Regions from separate parts of the Homo sapiens genome. Here all the other regions are linked to region 2. The links are chromatin contacts, found by Hi-C or POLR2A ChIA-PET in ENCODE. All regions are on one chromosome and are shown on one strand. Each heading gives the region's core, a stretch centred on a gene start or an enhancer-like site at or near the end of the contact. The rest is flanking DNA. Distances are from core to core; before and after follow the strand shown. Region 1 has its middle 39 kb from the start of LINC01010. Region 2 overlaps SGK1 (serum/glucocorticoid regulated kinase 1). Region 3 overlaps SGK1 (serum/glucocorticoid regulated kinase 1).

The links. Hi-C counts contacts between places; a loop is a spot of excess contacts on that map. ChIA-PET counts read pairs that join two places held with the same protein, here RNA polymerase II (POLR2A). Pooled maps may share reads with other maps.
Region 1: a loop to region 2 is called in a pooled map, with 6 times the contacts of the local background. The contact joins two enhancer-like sites. A Hi-C loop is called at or near these places in 7 of 50 pooled maps. POLR2A ChIA-PET finds 5 or more read pairs at or near these places in 4 of 52 experiments (CD4-positive, alpha-beta T cell, Panc1, T-cell and 1 more).
Region 3: a loop to region 2 is called in a pooled map, with 1.9 times the contacts of the local background. The contact joins two enhancer-like sites. A Hi-C loop is called at or near these places in 1 of 50 pooled maps. POLR2A ChIA-PET finds 5 or more read pairs at or near these places in 4 of 52 experiments (H1, T-cell, WTC11 and 1 more).

Annotation. Positions count from the first base shown.
Region 1 is chr6:134,396,760-134,400,950 of GRCh38, reverse strand. No RefSeq gene overlaps it. Among named protein-coding and RNA genes, the nearest start is that of LINC01010, 39 kb to the left of the region's middle. Within about 2 kb of position 2,355, at least 2 of the 41 ENCODE cell types and tissues checked have a DNase peak (open chromatin) inside an H3K27ac peak, as active enhancers do.
Region 2 is chr6:134,285,571-134,290,046 of GRCh38, reverse strand. The region is part of intron 1 of SGK1 (serum/glucocorticoid regulated kinase 1); the gene reads left to right. Among named protein-coding and RNA genes, the nearest start is that of SGK1, 30 kb to the left of the region's middle. Within about 2 kb of position 1,491, at least 8 of the 41 ENCODE cell types and tissues checked have a DNase peak (open chromatin) inside an H3K27ac peak, as active enhancers do.
Region 3 is chr6:134,214,971-134,218,965 of GRCh38, reverse strand. All of the region lies in intron 2 of SGK1 (serum/glucocorticoid regulated kinase 1), which reads left to right. Among named protein-coding and RNA genes, the nearest start is that of SGK1, 100 kb to the left of the region's middle. Within about 2 kb of position 2,570, at least 3 of the 41 ENCODE cell types and tissues checked have a DNase peak (open chromatin) inside an H3K27ac peak, as active enhancers do.

The sequences.
Region 1 (4,191 bases), core at 1,106-3,605, 110 kb before region 2:
CTGTTTTATCCAATAAGCCCTTGTTACATGGTGAATATTCTGATATTACTGTTATTTTTTTCTAAATTAAGCATCAAAATATTCTTTTAAAACTAAGTTGGGTATTAAAAGGACAGGAAAAGCACAATCACTCGTTTTCATGAGAATTGTTAGGCTAATTTCCTAGTTAGTCATGATAGAGTAAAAAGCAATAATTGGGGTCAGATCAGAATTGGATAACTGCCCCCAAGTGGACCAGTGGCATTTAGGCTTAGTGACCCCATCCTCTAAAAGTAAAGAAAACACAGCTTCCTCCTCTAAAGCAGGTGCTTAAATGCCTTATGGGCTTATGAAGCCCTGGGATAGAAAAAAAGAGTTTGAAAGAGAGAGATTAATCTTCCTAGCCCATCACTTTCATCGGTCTCTTCCAAGACTTTGGGAGAAACCCTGGCAATGTGTTCACATGGTTATATGCTTTATAAAAGTTGCAGTAATAATATACTTTTGCTATAGTTTGTTAAAACTCTTACATCTAATCCAGGTAGAAATTTCCTATATCAGAGTTCCGTAGTTCAGTGAAGCTGGAGCAGCTACATATGTTTTTGAGATGCGGCTGAAGGGAAGTTTAGTTGAGGACACATTTATTTGGTTTTACTGGTATATGTTTCTATAGTTCATGATCACTTCCACGTGGTTAATGCCAGTTGTCCTAGTGTAGGAGTGGCTCCTAGGCAGGCTCTGACTATCCACTGGGCCCACCCAGCCAGCACTGAGACATGAAAGTGCTGGGCCAGAGGCTGCCTCACTGCGAATGTTCCTAGTAGTGCTTGGCACCACAAGGTTACCAACCACGGAGGACACACAAGGTTTGAGACATATGGAGCCAGGGCTAGTCCATGGAAAATTTCTCCCGATTATCAGATGTTTAAAATTTTAGGCGGGGCACAGTGGCTCACAGTGTCCTGCATGAGCTGACTGTAGGGACTACTGACTATCACGCTCGTAATCCCAACACTTTGGGAGACCGAGCCAGGCAGATCATTTGAGCCCAGGAGTTTGAGACCAGGTGGTGCAACAAGGTGAGGCCCTGTCTCTACAGAAAAATACAAAAATTAGCCAGGTCTAGTGGTGCCTGCCTTATAGGCCCTGCTACTCAGGAGGTTGAGGTGAGAAGATTGCTTGAGCCTGGGAAGTTGAGGCTGCAGTGAGCTATTATCACACCACTGCACTCCAGCCTGGACAACAGAGAGAAACCCTAGCTCAAAGAAAAAAAAAAAAAAAAAGATTAAGCGGAAGATCCCGTTCTCATGATGTCTAGTCTAATTGGAAATTCTCTCTTCTTAGGAACATACTTGATAATGACATATATTTAATAACTGAAACATATTTCTTTGCTTTTCTTATTTATTTATTTCTGAGATGGGGTTTCACTCTGTTACCTAGGCTGGAGTGCAGTGGCATGATCTCAGCTCACTGCTCCCTCAACTTCCTGGGCCCAGGCAATTCTCCCACCTCAGCCTCCTGAGTAGCTGGGACCATAGGCACATACCACCAAACCCATCTAAGTTTTGTATTTTTTTAATAGAGATGAGGTTTCACTATGTTGCCCAGATTGATCTCGAACTCCTGGGCTCAAGCTATACTCCTAGGCTCAAGCTATCCTCCTGCCTTCGCCTCCTAAAGTACTGGGATTACAGGTATGAGCCACTGTACCTGGCCATTTGCTTTTCTTTGCTTAATGGTTATCACGTAAAATAGAAGTTATCAGAATTTCTTCTTTTGTGGAGCACAAACCTTTAGCAATACTACAAACAAAATATATATCTCTGTGAGTTGAATATTTTATTCTTTCCAATTATCAACAATAAATAATAAATATAAGTCAAGCGTACTATAAGATTGAATTACATTTCTATTTTCTTCATGGAAAATGATTTTTTAAAGCCAACACGTTAACAGAAAAATCAAAGTATGCTGCCAAAATATGTAAGTAAGAAAGTATTGTAGAGGTGAATCAAGCCGTTAGTTAATAATAAATATTACGGTTTTTCTGGATTTTGTGATGTTTGTAGTATTTGTCATATTTTTAAATTGTAATATGTTGAGATTTCTTTTCTAACTCTAAATAAATGTTTACTTTTATAACGACTTTTATATACTTATCTTAGTCCATTTTCACACTGCAATAAAAAACTGCCTGAGGCTGGGTCATTTATAAAGGAAAGTGGTTTAATTGACTCACAGTTCCACGTGGCTGGGGAGGCATCAGGAAATTTACAGTCATGGTGAAAGGCAAAGGGGAAGTGAGGCCGTCTTACATGGTGGCAGGAGAGAAAAAGAGCAAAGCGACAACTGCCAAACATTTTTAAACCACCAGATCTCATGAGAACTCACTCACTATCATGAGACCAGCGTGTGGGAAACCGCCCCCATGATCCAGTCACCTCCCAGGAAGTCCCTACCCTGACACAAGGGGACTACAGTTCAAGATGAAATTTAGATGGGGACACAGAATCAAACCGTATCAATACTTTTTCTTTTTTCTTTTATTTCTTAATTGATGTATAATGATTGTACACATTTATGGGGTACATAGTGCTGTACATGTAATGTTTAGTGATCAGATCTCAAACGTTTATTATTTTTTGTGTTGAGAACATTTGATATCCTCCTAGCCATTTGACACTACATATTATTACTAATTATAGTCATCCTACAGTGAAATAAAACACTGGAACTTGTTTCTCCTATCTAGCTGTAACTTTGTATCCTTTCAAAAATCTCTCATCATCCTCCTTCCTCTTACCCTTCCCAGCCTCAGGTATCTTCTATACTACTTTTTACTTCTATGAAATCAACTTTTTATATACTTTTTATTAAAGAAGTTCTACAAAATTGCATAAACATAGGCCCTACAAAACCTGGATCCATCTGTAATATCAGGCATCCCTTTGGAAGAATATTTTTGCCGCAATGTCCTCTAGAAGGGTAAGTAAGATTACATTTAATACTTTAATCTCTGGCAACGTTTACTTCCAAAACAATGTGCAAACAGGTTATGAGATCACTTTCTGAAGAAGTCACCACCCATGGGTACAACCAGTGAAGCAGACGCAGGCAAAATCGGCCATGAAACTAGGAGCAGGTGCTATCTCCGGTATCCAGATGGGTGGGCATCTGCCCTGAGGGCCCAGTGATCCACAGTTAACATCATTTTCTTTACTTCCCCTAAACTAAGTCTCCTAGAAGCTACATTTAGGACCTAAAAAAAAAAAAAAAAAAAAAAAAAAAAAGTGAAACAAGTCCACTTCTCTGAAATATGCTCTTTACATGAAAACAAAGAGCCACAGTTACCCACCAGCAGCTATTATTCATTTATAGGTAAGTAGATAAGTAGGTAGGTAGGTAGGTAGGTAGATAAGTAAGTAGGTAGATAGATGATAGATAGATAGATAGATAGATAGATAGATAGATAGATAGACAGATAGACAGATAGTACTAGAGAAAACATGCGCAGATGTTAAATCTCCTCCTCTTATATGCAATTCAACATTTTCCCAAACTGATTCCACAGCTCTTCCGATTCGTGCTGTGTGTCCAGAATACTCTGTCCTGCATGAGCTGACTTTAGGGACTACAGATATGCACTTCTATGCTCTGCTCTGGAAACACAAACAAGTGCTATTAGCCTTTAATTGCTTCAGTAAGTGACAAAAAGCCTGCAGGACTGAGTTGTGGTGGTAGAAGTTATTTTCACTCACATCACACAACAAGCAATAGCTTTTGAAGGAAGAATGTGAAAAGCTTCATGAGAGAGGATGGGTGTGGAAAAATGAGGGGCAAGGGGGATGACAGTGGCAGAGTGGAGAGGGATCGTGAGACAGCGGCATGGCCAAGTTGGGGCAAGCTCAGTGAGAAGCGGCTAAAGTGCCTGGGGAGGGTGGCCACCATTTGCCTCTCTCACAAGTTTGGGCCTGAATGCACCTGCATCTGGATTTTCTGTGATCCCCCAGAAGGAGCAGCTCAATCCTATATAATCATCCAGAGAATTTCCCAAGGCTGAGGCGGGGCAGTGCAGCTGGAATCTGTGTCTCTGTGTCAACACTCTTCAATCCAGGAGTTTTAATTGTCTAAAGCGTCTCTATGTGGCCCTAGAATCGGTTGTCTTTTCTGCTCTTGAGTCCATTTGGGGCCTTCTCCTTAGAGAGCCAC
Region 2 (4,476 bases), core at 242-2,741:
TCCTGAGTAGTGGGATTACAAGTGCCTGCCACCACGCCCAGCTAATTTTTGTATTTTTTTAGTAGAGATGGGGTTTCACCATGTTGGTAAGGCTGGTCTTGAACTCTTGATCTCATGTGATCCACCCGCCTCAGCCTCCCAAAGTGCTGGGATTACAAGCATGAACCACTGCACCAGGCCACATAGCTACTTTTTTATTTTTTGTAGAGACAGAGGTCTCACTGTGTCGCCCAGGCTGGTCTTGAACTCCTGTGCTCAAGTGATCCGCTCGCCTCAGCCTCTGTATGTCTTTTTCTCTGCTACATATGAGACCTATAGGGTCTGATGTGGTAGCCACCAGCTACATGTGACTATTGAGCACCTGAATTGTGGCTAGTCTGAATCGAGATGTACTTTAGATGTAAAATACATACCAGATTTTAAACACAGTATGGAAAAAAAAAGAGAATATAAAATATTTCATTAATAATTTTATATTAAGTACAATTTAGAATGATAATGTTGGGGGTACATTGAGTTAAATAAAGTATATGTTTGAAATTAATTTCATGTTTCTTTTTACTTCACTTAATGTGTCCATTAGAACATTTACATTGTGTCTGTGGTTTATATTCTATTCCTATTGGACTGCACTCCTCTAGACTATACACTTCCTGAGTAGTAAAGGCTTATCCAATTATTCATCTGTTTATCCCCCAGGGAACACTAGCTTGTTCATAGTGGAAGAATCAATGAATATTGTTTAAATTCATTGCCAATTAAAAGAAATACTTTGCAATTTTAGTACACTACCTCCTTTCCACCTGAAATGTGCAGCCGAACTCCACAGTGAAAATGGGTAGACAAGGGAGACAGAGTTTTTTCCAGCCCCTATGAAGGCTAAAGGTATGGAACATGTGGTGTGGTCATGGAGGACACAGCAAGCCAAGACTGCTGATTCAGACAGGTTTCTCTATTTCCAAAACAAGAACTTTTATTGCAGAGTATGGAGGGAGCATTAGGACAGGAGGATCTTTGTGGTTTCTCACTGTATCTGTGGAAAAAATCTGAGGTTAAGGTTTAAATTAAACTGACATTTAAAAGAGCCTTTGTAGGCTCTTACTATGTGTATGTTAGCATCTGTTGCTATAGCTAAACTGACACTGATTATTATGAATGATGCTTTATGAGTGATGGAATAAAAATGTGGTTTCCTGCTTATGGACATTTCCTGGTGTTGGTTTCATCCTCTTTAATGATGAGATCAAGACCAGGGAAAATTACTAAGAGTATAGAAAACGTATCACAAAGAAAATATTATTAGGATACCAAGCATTTCTGAGATGGAAAAAAAAGTATTTAGAACTTCCGAATACCGCCTCTGTAATTTTATGAATTGTTTTGTTTCTGCTGGCTTCTGGTTTTGCAATCAGTTCTCCTTATGATTCACAGAGGCTCCCTCATGACTACCTTCACATGTGTTCCCCTTTTTGTTCAGAGACCTCTGAGGATGAACCAATGTATTTCTCATCATAAAATGGTTGAAGACATCTCTTTGCCCATTAGAAAGCCTAATTTCAAGGATTTTATGTTTTACCCTTGGAAAAGATGTTTAGTTTTAAACAGGCTTTTTCTCCAGGCGTATTTTCTACTGATCTCACAAAAGAGCTTCTGCTTCAACCAGACCTGTCTCCTCACTGTTCCTTGAAATGCCACTAGTTCTCTGTGTTTATTGCAACCTCTATCCTGCTACTGACCAAGGGTTCTCTCTGAATGTTTTACATTCAGACTCCACTTAAAAACTTGTCAGATTGCTACTGAAGTTTAAGTATGGAAAGAATTCTTGTAGTAGCCCTTCCCATAGGGCAATATCTCTTTTTACCATAACCAAGTTGCTCCTGTTTTAGCTTAGGCTAAACTTAATTTGCCTTCATTTTCCCCAGCTGTAAGAAGGGTCTTGGTAAACACTAACCTTCCGGTCTGAGTCATGTTTAGCCCTCATGATCTGAAGACATCCCAAGAGATCTCTTGTCTTAGTTTATGTTCCTTATCATTTTATCTATTAGAGTCACATCTTAGGTTAGGTAAGGAGATGGCATCTTTGTGTAAGACAAAATAACAAACATGAAAAGCTATGTTTACTCATTTCTGCTTGCCAACAAAGTAACTTCACAAAGCTCCTGACTCTGTGACAACATACAGCTCTCCAAAAGATACTTTAACAACAAAACAAAATAGAGCACAGGGTCCCCTATGTCTCTTGCATAGTACAAAATTACTTTCCATAAAAAAACTCTAATACATGTAAATACAAAAACACACAATTCATCTTAAAATGTACAAATTGATATTCTAACTTTATTAAGTCATTATCACATTTTCCAATCTACAACTCACTTTAATACTATTAAATATATACTATTATACACAACCTATACTATCCTTATAGTAGTCTTATTAAAATATTATATTAAATATAAAAAACCAAATCACAGTAAATAAAAAATAAATACAATCCAAAACGTATTTTCCAATAAATAGACAAATATACACACTAGGCCCAATACTCATTCCTTACTCCTACAACTCAAAATTACCAATCTTCCTTAAAAAAAAAAAAAAAGCCTTCTTATCTATATAAACAATCATTAATCTTATAAATACAACCAGACAATTAATTTATAACAAAAAAATTTATAGGACAAAATAACAAACATAAAAAAATTATATTTATTCATTTCTACTTGCCAACATAATTTTACAAAACTCCTGACTCTATAACATATAATTCTCCAAGGCTGGGAGTGGTGGCTCATGCCTGTAATCCCAGCTATCTGGGAGCCCGAGGCAGGTGGATCATTTGAGGTCACAAATTTGAGACCAGTCTGGCCAACATGGTGAAACCCCATCTCTACCAAAAACACAAAAATTAGCTGGGCATGGTGACATGTGCCTGAAGTCCCAGCTACTTGGGAGGCTGAGGCTAGAAAATTGCTTGAACCCAGAAGGTGGGGGTAGCAGTGAGCCAAGATGGTACCACTGTGACACTCCGTCTCAAAAAACAAAACAAAAAAAGACTTCTCCAAGAAAATACTGTAGAGACAAAACAAAATAAGACATACAACTCCCAAATGCCCCCAACCTCTCTTTACCTAAATCACTATATTCCTTAAAAAATAAAAAGCCCTAGTCCTTGTCTTTTTCTACACACAAAATAATGTCTAACAAAATTAATAATTATACTTCTATAACCTATAACCAGATAACTAAATATACTCTTTTTTAAAAATTTGTGTTTTTAGGCCAGGCACAGTGGCTCACGCCTGTAATCTCAGCACTTTGGGAGGCTGAGGCGGGCGGATCACAAGGTCAGGAGATTGAGACCATCCTGGCTAACACGGGGAAGCCCCGTCTCTACTAAAAAATACAAAAAAATTAGCCGGGCATCGTGTCCCAGCCTGTAGTCCCAGCTAATCTGGAGGCTGAGGCAGGAGAATGGCTTGAACCCGGGAGGCGGAGCTTGCAGTGAGCCGAGATCGCGCCACTGCACTCAGCGAGACTCCGTCTCAAAAAAAAAAAAAAAAAAAAATATTGTATTTTGTTTTTAGACAAGGTCTTGCTCTGTGCTCTGTCACCCACGCTGGAGTGCAGTGGCAATCACGGCTTACTGCAGCCTTAATCTCCCAGGCTCAGGAGGTCCTCCTACCTCAGCCTCCCAAGCAGTTGGGACTACAGGTGTGCACCACCATGCCCAGCTAATTATTTTATTTTTTGTAGAGACAGGCCTCCTAAAGTGTTGGGATTACAGGCATGAGCCACGAGGCGCAGCCCAAATATACTCTTACGTTCAAACCTTAATATAATTCTACTTTAATATAACTTCTAAACAAATCTAATACAATTTTATACATACTAAACCTCCACCACCTGTATATAAATAGATTAAAATATTAGCCAAAACAGGTTACTAACGAAACCTCTCTACAAACTACTTCCAGACTGTAGTCATCAGTCTACAGCCTGCAATAAGACTTCTAAAGAAAACTCACTTTAATTCTTTAAAAACTTATTTTTGTTTGGTTTGGTTTTAGTCAACACTTTTCACAAGAAAATTACTGGTGAAGTGGGACAGTCCACCTTGGAAGGCAAACTCTTCAGCAACTCCGTCCTCTCAGCCAATACCAGTCAGTTGTTCCTAACATTTGTTTCCCAGCAAATTTTATCTTTTTATCCCTTAAAAAAAATACTGACCTTTAGCACAAGTTAATGGTCTCTTATTTTACAGACATCTTTATCCTTACAGAATAGATGTGTTACAAGGAAACGAAAACTGAAAGAAAAAAAAACCCCATCAAAAAGTCAACAAAGGACATGAATAGACAATTCTCAAAAGGAGATATACAAACAGCCAGCAAACATATGAAAAAAATGCTCAGCATCACTAATTATCAGGGAAATGCAAATTAAAACCACAATTAGATACCACTTTACTCCTGC
Region 3 (3,995 bases), core at 1,321-3,820, 72 kb after region 2:
AGTACATTGAAAAGCTGTGTTCCATTGTAACCTAAATGTGTTATGTGTTTTAACTGAAAAATGCAGATGTGCCATCATTGATTCTGGTGATATTATTGAAAAAATTAGGTAAGATGGACTCCCTTAAAGAATCTAAAATGACCACTTATCGCCTCACTCCTTACTCATGTGTCCGTACTTATTGCCTCCATAGCACCCACCTCAACTACCAGCATCAGAAAACAAGTTCTGACCGGGTGCAGTGGCTCACACCTGTAAGAGTGGCTCACACTTTGGGAGGCCAAGGTGGGTGGATCATTTCAGGTTGGAAGTTTGAGACCAGCCTGGCCAATATGGTGAAACCCTGTCTCTACTAAAAATACAAAAATTAGCCAGGCGTGGTGGTGGGTGCCTGTAATCCCAGTTCCTTGGGAGGCTGAGGCAGGAGAATCACTTGAACCGGGGAGGTGGAGGTTGCAGTGAGCCAAGATCACCACTGCACTCCAGCCTGGGCAACAGAGCCAGACTCTCTCAAAAAAAAAAAAAAAAGAAAAAAAGAAAGAAAAGAAAACAAGTTCCATGAGGGCAAGATCTGTCTGTCTGTTCACACCTATGCCCATGGCTCCTAGCACTGTGCCTATTGTATAATAAGTTATCCACAAATATTTATTAAATGAATAACTGAATAAATTTCAAGATTGAGGATAAATTTGAGTTTTAAGAAACCCGTATCCGTTCTCAATTGACATCTTAAAATGTAACTCAAGACATGGACTCCAGCCCTTAATTGGTCCCTAACACAAGTTACGTTACCCTCTGGACCTCGATTGTCTCAACCATAATGCAAGGGGGGAATTAATAAAAGACCCCCTTCAGGTCCCCAAATCTCTGATCCTCTGAACTCTACTAGTTGTGTAGAATATAGAAAACATTTGATTTAATAGACATTTGACCTGAATATCTTGACCTTGTGTAGACCAGAGTTTAAATTCAAGTGCTTGCTGAGCCAGGCAGGAAACATAAATAAGTGAAGTGGGTTGGGTGGTGAATTGCCTTAAGCTGTTTGCAATTACAAAGGCCAAACTGAAAAATATCAAAATAAAAAAGAATGCAAATGAAATAAAACCACAAAAGGAGGAACATCTGACTAGTTGTTTGGAATCACAATCTCTTGTGGGGTCAAGTATTGTTCCTAGGCCTCATGTTATATAAATGTGATTAATGTTAAGCAATTGAAGAAGGATAAATCATTAGCTTGCAGAGATCAAGATGATAAGACTCCTGATCTCTGACCCTGCATTAATCTCTTGACCAGACTCCTGCTATCCTGGTCCAAACCATCATCTTTATGAGCGTGGCGGTTGATGTACCAAATTTGCAAACTATGGGCATGTTTGCTGTAGTGAGATAATGTGGCCACATTCCATCTTGACCGGTGTGGTGTGAAGTGGAGGACTGTAGCCCAGGGACAAAGGCATGAGAAACCCATTCGACTGTGTGAGTGAAGCCCACCACCCAGGATCCAAAGGCAGTAGTGGTCCGGTGGGTCAGAGATGGAGCAACTGCTCTCAGGAAGCCCTCAGCCAAGCACAGGAACAAGGGCCCACACGCATTCTGCAGGCCTGCCACACTAGTCTGAGCACAGAATGCTGTGCTTCCTCCTGTTGCTGGAGCTCGTGGACAGCTTTGACCCTCTATGACCATCTGCCTGGTCACCAAATTCCAAAGCCATGAAATGTTTTGGATTCCCCCATCTTCCCTAGTTTTCAGTCATTCTTCAAGTCTTGCAAAGCATTCTTCTAGCTGCCCTCCACACCCATCCCTGCCTTTTCACTTTCAGAGCTCCCATGTGAGTTCGTGCTCTGTCAACTCCCTGTTGTTATAGCAGTCCCCTGATCCCCTCAGCTCCTGTATTCTTCAATTCTGGTCTTTCCTGCAAACTGCCAAGCCTTCTGAATTTCCATGGCATGAAGAACACATTGACATTTAAAGCCTTCCACCATGTGGCTTCCAATGATTTCGCCCATGAGTCTTGCACTCCCATGGAATTGCTCAACCAAGTGTTGCCCAAATGTGCCTTGTTGAGTTTTGTTCCCACACCTTTGTTTGTGCTGTCCCACCCAGAGAGGACACCCTTCTACCGCCTCCTCACCAATCCAAATGGTGCCAGTGTTTTTAAAAGCCTGTTCAGGTTCTACTTCCTCCCTGAAGCCTTGCTCAACAACTTTGCCCATATTATTGCTTCCTTCTTTAAACTCTGACAAAACATTAGCTCTACCGCATACTTCACATTTAGAGGTACATGATATCGGGTTCCAGATCTGTTTTGTTGATGTCTATGTTCTGCTCCTCAATCCAAATACAATGTCTAGGGAGCAATGAGTTAGCAACTAGGGTAGTAGTTTCTTAAAACAAATGCTCAGTAAATACTGTTGAATGTGATAAGCCCATCTAAGACAGTCAATGGAAGAAGACTCTTTTATCTCATAGATACAAAGAACTGAATTCAAAATTACTATTTGCAAGACGGTATTATATCCTATGATACCAGCCAGGGGCCATTTCCTAAAGCCTCACTAAAGCAATTTGAGAAGCAAGCTTTCACTTCCCTAGAGATAAAGTATTTTTGCTACTTTTGGTCATGCAACTTGAGAGATGAGAAAAACAACTTCCCTGCCTAATAGGAAACAAGCATTTTGAGAATTTCTTTTGTATCTTAGGAAGAACTAATGACTTTAGCACAAACTGCTAAAGTGATCCATGGAAAGCCATATGCAAATTATTATAAACCAAAAAGGAATCAGAGACAAACCCATATTTTATATTTTAGTTCTCTATCTTCATCAGAGGTGATTTTAACATTTCAACCTGAGAAAACTGATTTTTTTATAAAAAGAAAAAAAGTTTTAAAAAATTTATGCATACGTGAATATATTTATTTTGTTGAAGAAATGTTCTTTTTTTGTTTTTAGAGATGGAGTCTTGCTCTGTCACCCAGGCTAGAGTGCAGTGGCGCGATCTCAACTCACTGCAACCTCCGCCTCCTGGGTTCAAGCGATTCTCCTGCCTCATCCTCCCAAGTAGCTGGGATTACAGACATGCACCACCACGCCTGGCTAATTTTGTATTTTTAGTAGAGACGTAGTTTCTCCATGTTGGTCAGGCTGGTCTCGAACTCCCAGCCTCAGGTGATCCACCTGCCTCAGCCTCCCAAAGTGCTGGGATTACAGGCGTGAGCCACCACGCCTGGCCTAATTTTTATATTTTTAGTAGAGACGGGGTTTTGCCATTTTGGCCAGGCTGGTCTGGAACTCCTGACCTCAGGTGATCCGCCCACCTCGGCCTCCCACAGTGCTGGGATTACAGGCATGAGCCACCGCGCGCATGTGCTCACTGCCTGGAGTAATATTCTTTAAATAAGGATGAACTAGAATGGAGACAGAGGACCATAACTGCTTTTTTTCCCTACCAATTCCACCACAATTCAACTTTCCATTAACTGGAAACAATTCATGGAATTCAGACTACATCTTATTTCTGACATCAGTAGAACTATTAATAACTTACTCTCGGCCAGGCGCCGTGGCTCATGCCTGTAATCCCAGCACTTTAGGAGGCTGAGGTGAGCAGATCTCTTGAGGTCAGGTGTTCGAGACCAGCCTGGCCAACATGGTGAAACCCTGTCTCTACTAAACATACAAAAATTAGCCAGGCATGGTGGCAGGCGCCTATAATCCCAGCTACTCAGGAGGCTGAGGCACGAGAATTGCTTGAACCCAGGAGGCGGAGGTTGTAGTCAGCCAGCCACTGTACTCCAGCCTGGGCAACAAAGCTCTCTCAAAAAAAAAAAAAGAAAGAAAGAAAGAAAACTTACTCTCATGTTTATTTTCCAGATTCTCTGCAAAACTTCTGGACAACTGACATCTCCCTAAATGTGATATTCTCATACACCCCCATCTTCTGATGTTTAAATTGTAACCTATGACAATACTTCTAGATGTCAAAACAATAGTGAT